3 separate regions of the Homo sapiens genome follow, and all the other regions are linked to region 3. A link is a contact called in ENCODE Hi-C or POLR2A ChIA-PET data. All regions are on one chromosome and are shown on one strand. The core of a region is the stretch at or near the end of the contact, and the rest is flanking DNA. Distances in the headings are between cores, read along the strand shown.

The links. A loop is a pair of places that touch in the nucleus more often than their neighbours do. ChIA-PET counts read pairs that join two places held with the same protein, here RNA polymerase II (POLR2A). Pooled maps may share reads with other maps.
Region 1: a map of IMR-90 shows a loop between it and region 3 (7-fold over the local background). The contact joins two enhancer-like sites. A Hi-C loop is called at or near these places in 1 of 168 maps with a recorded cell type or tissue (IMR-90) and 6 of 50 pooled maps. POLR2A ChIA-PET finds 5 or more read pairs at or near these places in 2 of 52 experiments (BJ and HepG2).
Region 2: a map of PC-3 shows a loop between it and region 3 (3-fold over the local background). The contact joins two enhancer-like sites. A Hi-C loop is called at or near these places in 1 of 168 maps with a recorded cell type or tissue (PC-3). POLR2A ChIA-PET finds 5 or more read pairs at or near these places in 1 of 52 experiments (BJ).

Annotation. Positions count from the first base shown.
Region 1 is chr15:39,299,588-39,302,287 of GRCh38, reverse strand. The region is part of intron 1 of LOC105370777 (a long non-coding RNA gene); the gene reads left to right. Among named protein-coding and RNA genes, the nearest start is that of LINC02915, 50 kb to the right of the region's middle. Within about 2 kb of position 1,352, at least 6 of the 41 ENCODE cell types and tissues checked have a DNase peak (open chromatin) inside an H3K27ac peak, as active enhancers do.
Region 2 is chr15:39,454,366-39,457,065 of GRCh38, reverse strand. No RefSeq gene overlaps it. Among named protein-coding and RNA genes, the nearest start is that of THBS1, 130 kb to the left of the region's middle. Within about 2 kb of position 1,310, at least 2 of the 41 ENCODE cell types and tissues checked have a DNase peak (open chromatin) inside an H3K27ac peak, as active enhancers do.
Region 3 is chr15:38,701,520-38,704,219 of GRCh38, reverse strand. No RefSeq gene overlaps it. Among named protein-coding and RNA genes, the nearest start is that of LINC02694, 6.3 kb to the right of the region's middle. Within about 2 kb of position 1,444, at least 2 of the 41 ENCODE cell types and tissues checked have a DNase peak (open chromatin) inside an H3K27ac peak, as active enhancers do.

The sequences.
Region 1 (2,700 bases), core at 103-2,602, 600 kb before region 3:
TCTCCTCATTGTAAGCATTATTAGCTTTGTATTTATTTTTTCACTCTCTTTTATAAACTGTTGGCTATTAAAGAGAACAATTTCATAGAGTTCATTTCAGTGTGATTTTCTTTTATTTTGGTCACTGCATATGGTCTGGACATGGGTCTTCAGCATCGCAGGGCATGGGATGAGGGTGAGAGAGAGAGCGAGAGAGAGAATGCATCTGTTCAATAAATAGAGTGAAGGGTAAGGATCACACAGACTGTGGCCCATATCCTTCTGGGGTGTGGACTTGGGCATATTTGAGACTTTTTACTATTAATACTAATCACGACCGCAGCCCACTCTAATCCATGTGCCATGACCATTGGTGAAACTCTGAAGTCAAGACCTTAGTGAATCATGTCCTAGTCTGTTGGGCAATACCTTTATTTTTGGATTTGGGTTATTTGTAGATTGCCCTTTTTTGGTATAAATGAGCAGTACTGTTTATTTCCATTTTGCAATAAAAAGCTACTGGCTATTTAGCCAGAAAGCAAATATTTTCACTCTGAATTGCTTTCTGGACATTTTTTCCAACAGTGTTTGATTTGAAGCTGTGAAACACATTACTCCCCTTCCCTCCTCCCATCCCCTGCCCCTGCCATTTCCTCTTAGGTGGATCAAAACCAGTGCTTCAGAAAATAAAGCCAGTATTCTTTGATTGCTCCTTTACCATATGAAAGCATCAGAGAGGCTGAAATAAATGCCTGTTTGGTCCCAAAACACTGCCATCCAGGAAAATCTGCCAGCCAACCAGGTGTTCCAGAATATTTTGCCTGAGGGCCAGCCTGCCCAGGAACTGGCATTGAAATATGTCTGGGCTTTGGTATTTTCTGTGCAGCTTAAAGTGCTACCTTTGGGCACATTTATTGGGATGCATAAGAAATAGTGTACAATCTGCATAGTGATAAAGTTTTGTGTGTCTTAGACATGTTCTCCAGTTGTAGAATATTTCTCTTACAGACCTTTGGATCCCTCAGTTTCTTTTTTAAAGTTAATTTTGTATTTTTCCACCTGAATGTCTTCTCCACTCTCCATTTATTTAACTAAATTTTTAAATCTTGTTTGTTTCCTTATCCACTGAAAACTTTACCCCCAAACCTTTACCCTTTACACAGTAACATACCTATCCACTCACATACACGCACACCACCACTCACCCACCAACACACCAAAACAAATTGTAAAATCTTAAACTTAAAAGTTTAATTTCATTTCCAGCTGTGATTTACTATCAGTAGCCTGGTTGTCCTTTATTTTAGTCATTTCCAGCCCTGCCTGGCTAAACTCAAGTCGCTCAACTCCTGATTGACTCATAGTCTAGGTATTTGGTAGGAAGATTTTAATCTTTCTTTTTCATGTTGGTGACATTTCCTAGTTGTGCTCTGCCATTCTTTAGGTAGCTGATAATGGGGCTTTTTTCTTTTTAATAATAGCAAATAAGAACAGTATAATTAAAAAAAGAATGAAAGAAAAATAGTAATTTCAGAAAGAACCAGTATGAACATAGCAATGAATTGCAAATTTGTAAAAATAACTTGGGTATTAATATATCAGATTCCTGAAAAGTGAGTAAATGTTTTCTTCTCATTTTTTCCCAGTGTCTTCTAAGTAGAAGATGAAGGATGCTTTGCAGGTGACTAAAATGCACTGCCTTGTTATTACAGGGAGCGGACTCAAACCTTTCAAATATTTTGAGTGGTTGGAAAGAAGAAACACAAAACAATTCTATTTTCTGAGTTTTAAAAATGTCTGAACCCCTGGAAGACCCAGCCAGACCAAATCTGCTTTTTCTCCTGGATCCATAATGTACAGTGGTAAATTAAAGGCTTCGAGAAGCTCTGTAGTAAAGAACTCTGTTTAACTTGATGTTTTACACATTCATTAGACCATGAGATTCTCTTCTTGTAGAATAAGAATCAACATCTCATAGAAAATTTCCAGAGACCACAGTTAAAGAAGGGTTCTCTGAAGCCTTTTAAAAGCAGAGAGTAGGCAGCCTGAGGTACCAACTCTGCAGTGTGATCAGCAGAGGAAGACAGAATTGGGAGAAGCAGCAGAGGTCTATGGCTTCTAACTGGAACCTAAGGATAAAAGCACAAGAGATGCTGAGTGGTGAGCTTCTGCCCACAGAGGGGACAAGATTGAGGGAGAGGAAAGGGGCTGAGATGTCCCATGTGACCCGAGCAGGCATGCAATAAGCTCATCCCTCAGTTAAGCCAGGTTTTTCCAACTTTGTTGGATATTTGAATCATAGTTGTTTTGTTCTGCCATAAAGACAATTGACTGAGTTTTGATTTCCCAATGTACATGGGGGAAAAGTAACCTTCCTGATTCATTAATTCAGTAATTACTCAGTATATCTCTGGTGAGTATTCATAATCATATTGTTGTGAATAGGTTTGAATAATCTGTCTTGTTTTCAATGGAAGTTACATCAATTAGGTTTCCTACAAATTACACCCCCCACCCTCTGCTTCCCCAACTCACACACACATATTTGTTTCCCATTCTGTGGTGACACATAATGAAAGCTTATTGAGAACCTGGTCTGTGTAAGACAGCTGCCCTGCAGATGTTCCAGAATTGTATTAAATGCTCTACACATTAATGTTGACTTACAGGAGTCTGAAGTTTTCACCCCAATCTCAAGCACTTTAACTCTTCATTCCTCTT
Region 2 (2,700 bases), core at 61-2,560, 750 kb before region 3:
GAGTCTGTTGATGCAGCCCTTGCCTCTGTAGCTTAAAGTAGAGTCCGAGTGTGAGCCAATCTTCCTGATGGGTTAATACATAGATGCAAATCCTTTTTTCTGAACTTACGGACAAGTATTATCCACCAAGAACTCTGTCTTAGGGCTGCTTTACTAAGAATATATTAAGCCATTAAGGACTACTGATTTCTAATATTCAAAACATGATTAGGTAAGAATTCTTGTTGTCATACATTTGACATATTGCAAAGTTCTCACTGGGCCTGCCAGATCAGAACTATAGTCTCTGCCAGAAAAAAACAAAAAAAAAAACCACTCCCACCATGGCCACCGCCACTGCCAACAACAAAACTCGAAAGTGCATGCTTGCTCTATTGCTGCAGAACAGTGCTTCTTCAAATAAGAAGAAACGCCTTCATATAACTTCACTTTCAAAATCTGGAGATGTAGGTCCGATTGTCTATAGACTGTATTCTTGAGATGAAACATTTGAAACTCTTCACAATACTAGTTGACTTTGCCCAGATTTAAATTCTGCCACTCTCCCATCATGTCACTCTTTGGCTTGCTGACTATATCCGCCTCTCACACTCATCATGCACACACTACCTTCTTCATGCTTTGCTGAAGCCATAATCTCCATGTGGGAGTGTCTACCTGCTCTTACATCTTCATGCATGTGCTTGAATGTGTAGACACACATCCACATGCCTCCTGACTCTGTGGAGCTTGACTGTGTGGTGACAACATGTATAAAGATGTATTGCAGCCTCTTATGGTTCTCTTGTATAGCTTTTACATCTGTGTGAACTTTTGGGTTCAGGAAAGCTGGGTTTTTCTGAGTTCCATTGTGCAATTGGACAAACGCTTACTGCTTTGTTTTCTGTAAAATGACAATAATCCCTTTCATCAGGTGAAGTTTACTAAGTATTTGTAGGGATTTGCAGATAAAAGAATTAATTTAATGAAATGAGTGTTGTGTAACTTGCCCAATGAGCCAAATACTTTCTTGCTTTTGTTTCTGATTTTTGTGTGGTGCATGTGTGTAGTTTGTGAGAGAAAGACATAATGTGGAATGTATATTGTTTCATGCTTTCCCATGAGCTCGGTCAAATGGACTTTGTATGATATTTACATTTCATTCTGTGTAGTATAGAAAACACTGTTTGGTCAGTGACACATTTCCAACAAGTGACAGCTCTGGGAGAAACATGTTTTTAGGAATGTACAAGATTGCACAGGAGAGCTATAAAGTTTGATTAGTCCATACAGTACTGTGTACTTTGCAAACAGAGTGAGACAGACGTTTGGCTCAATTTCATTTAAAAGGTATTTTCCTCAGATCTATACACTGAACCATATGACTATGTTTTTTTCATAACTCTCTTCCCCCATGTGTTATCCATTATGGATTGAGAGGACTGCAAACACCGAAGCCAGCGTGAGTCAGCAAAATTTATATGCAGATCATACGCCCACTCAGTGGGGCTTTCCCCAGTCTGTCCTGACCATCACACCCAAGATGGCCCTCCAGTATTTGGAACTAGATTCTGGTACTCTTGGATGTAAATGCTAGGCCATCAAACTGTGTCTCTTGGCTACTATTCCTTTTGGGCCTTTTACTTACAATGTCATGCTGGGAAGCATCCAATTATTGACTAGAAAAATACACTTTTTAAAAAAGTTTGAGATAAATTATCATTACTCAAGAAATATTTGTGCATCTCATATGGGCTAGGCACTGTGCAGGGTACAAAGGACATAAAGGTGAACAAGAAGAATCTTTGTTCTTCAAGATGTGTGACTAACTGATGGGTGCAGGAAAGGCTCATTGAGAAGGTGACATTTGAGTTGGGTCTTGAAGGGCGAGGAGTGTTTCACTAGTTTCAACCTTACAGGTAGAAGCTAAAGATGATCTTGCTTCATTGCAGATAGAATAAATTGATGTTCCAAAATCTAACTTGTTTGGCAGAGGGTAAAACATAAGATTTATTGGATAGTTCCAAGGCAGTCAGTGATCAAATATAATCTACTCTGTGTTACAGTTATAAGCAAATATTGATAAGACACGATGTTTTCCTATCTAAGAATTTCCCAAAAATAGGGCAATAAAGAAGTCATAAGAGGTCTCAGGGCCCATTAAAAGGCTTCCAGCAGAATATTTCACAATACAGGCAGCTCTCACTTTGCAGAGTTCTGATATGTGTGGATTTCAGTTACCACGGTTTGCTTCAATAACACCAGTCCCTAACAGCATGGTTCAAATTTCAGTTACCCTGGTATATTAACCGTGAGTGATTGCATGAAGCACAGACTATGCTGCTGCCTCTGCAGAAGAAAAATTGCTACATCAGTGACAGATGCCCTTCATAATCTGTCACCAATCTGTGTCTCCTTGTCACTAGTAATAAATTCATGTGACATTTTATAAAAATGAATGTTAGAAAATGGGAATTGACCACTAAAGATAAAAATAAAGCAAAGAACAAAATTTGATAATGATGAATGTAAAATTTGAATCAAATGTCAATGGAATTAGAAGAAATAGCTGACTGTGGAATTGGTGACCTTGCTGCTGACACTCTAGATATGCAGCCAGGGAAACTTAGTAAAGATGGACTTATGCACGTAAAGGAGGAGAGTGGCTGTGACGAAAAAGATGAAAATGTCCCAGAGGAAGTGACGCTCAAAAGAAATCAC
Region 3 (2,700 bases), core at 195-2,694:
AAGTTATTCTTTTGGGATATGGAGGAAGACATCACAAATGCCATTATTTAGCTATGTATTTTCCCCTTTTTATCTCAATTCTTAAAACAGAACGACTTTCTCTTTGACATCAAATTGATAACAGGCTCTTCCCACCCACTTCAGAGTCAATTCTAGCCAGCTAGAAAAAGGAATCCACAGCAAGGAAATCACAGTTCTGATTAGATGCCAGCTTCTTCCCATCAGGTATGAGATAATGATTGAATCAGACTGGATGGATGGATAAAGTTGCTCCTGGATTGATGCTGAATGATAGTTATATCTAATCTCTGTGCATAGAAAAGCCAAGCCAGCCAGGCAAAGTGGCTCACGCCTGTAATTCTAGCACTTTGGGAGGCCAAGGCGGGTGGATCACCTGAGGTCAGGAGTTCAAAACCAGCCTGGCCAACATGGTGAAATCCTGTCTCTACTAAAAATACAAAAATTAGCCAGGCGTGGTGGTGGCGCCTGTAATCCCAGCTACTCGGGAGGCTGAGGCAGGAGAATGGCTTGAACCTGGGAGGCAGAGGTTGCAGTAAGCTGAGATCTTGCCATTGCACTCCAGCCTGGGCGACAGAGGGAGACTCCATTAAAAAAAAAGAAAAGAAAAGCCTACTGACATTAGCAGTATTATATGGTCGAAAAATAGCCATCATAATAATTTACATTGGTCTCATTTTTATTGAAATGAGGCCATGCAAAGCCACATGTAAAGATGAATTCAGCAAAAACCCAAACCGAATGAAATACTGGTTCAGAGAATATTCTTATGTTGTGATTGTGTCATGCCTAACAGAATTTAAAAATAATGGTCTAAGTAATTCTAAGTGGTTTCACATAAATAATTGTGGATAGAGTCCAAAATAGGTATTTTCATAGATTTTTCTGAATATTAGTTCAAGTTCAATTTATTCTGGATTTTGATTTCAGTCTCTGGTGCTTGTAACTTTTATTTTATACATCTTATCCCAGTAAGTTGTCCTTGAAAAAAATAGTAAGAGCCTTGTCACCTACCCTTTAAAATGTTTTCAAATATAAAAATATAGAAAGTTGTACAGGTCATAAACATACAAGTCAATTTTCACAAACTGAATACAACTGTGTAATTAGCACCCAGGTTAAGAAACAGAACTCAGCAGCACCTCAGAACCCACTTCATGCCTCATCTCCCAAAAGCAACCTCTATCCTGACCCTTAACTACATAGTTCAGTGCATCGGTTGGCTCTTGCTGCAGAACAAACAATCACAAAACTTCAATATTTTATCATTCACTCACGGGGGTGGTTGTGTAGGCAAGTTGGTTCATCTTGGCTGGGCTCTTGCCAGGTCTGTCCCACAGGCCTTGGCCAATGGATGAAATGAGTACTCAGACACAGGTATGCAGTATAAAAGCAGCTAGGTGACTGGCTGGCTCTAACGGCCAGACAGCAGCCTGGAGAAGCTGGAGCTGCTTGCTTTTATTCAGCTCAGGCACAATGCCAAAAACCTGGAGCCAACACAACCTGTAGGTAATTAACATTTATTGTTCTCCTTCCAGAGAAAGTCAGGTGTGTGGATGATCAAAGGTCAGTTCCTGGTCAACATAAGTAAACAAGCCTGTTTAAGATAAATTCCCCTACACTCCTTTGTACTTACTCCTTGCCCTCTGCCTCAGGGTTATAGAACAGCTGCTTTCAGCTATTCTCTCCTGGGGCTCTGCAGGAGCTTCCAACCTTTCAGAAGGTTTGCATCCTTTCCCTATAATTTTTCCCACCACTGTGACTGATCCCCCACAGACTTTCTCTTGCACCTTGGGGGTTGGGGGACAGCTCGCCTCCAGCAGGCTAGCCAGGCATGGCCATGGTGATAGCAGAGAATAAGAGAACAAACAGAAATATGCAGGCATCCTCTTTATTCAAGATAGGATCTGACAGAGCCAGGATTAGAGTGAGGCTAGTAGAGTGAGGCTAGTAAATTGAGTTATGCAAGTGCAGGGTCAGCTCCTGTCTTTATCGAAATTTTGTTCACAATGGATTTTCTTGCATTAATTTTGATTTTTCAAAAACATTGCATTCAATATTATTTTTCTTGATTACTGAGGATTTTGGTGCCTCCTTAATTTTAAGGCTGGGGCAGTTGCCTTCATTGCCTCACCATAGTCCTGACCCTGCTGGGGAAATACACTCCACATCTTCAGTGAAAGGAGCTGCAGTCATATGGCAAAGGGCATGGATTTTAAGAGATGAAGAGTTAGAGCTGCTAGTACAATCAATCTACCACAATTAATTTTGGCCATTTTTTACACTGGGCGCAGTGACTGATGCCTGTAATCCCAGCACTTTGGGAGGCTGAGGCAGGAGGATCACTTGAGTGCAGGAGTTTGAGACCAGCCTGGGCTATACAGGGAGATCCCATCTGTACAAAAAGTTTTTTTTTAAATATTAGGTGGGTGTGATAGCATGCTCCTATAGTCCCAGCTACTCAGAAGGCTGAGGTAGGAAGATCCTTCAGCCTGGGAATTTGAGGCTGCAGTGAGCTGTGATTATGCCACTGTACTCCACCCTGGGTGACAGAGCAAGACCTTGTTTGGGGCCCTTTTTTTGTTTTATATAAGTGGAATTGGACAATGTGTATTCTCTTGAGTCTGGCATCTTTTTCTTAATGTAATATTTGTGAAATACATCCAGAGTGTTGTGTGTAAT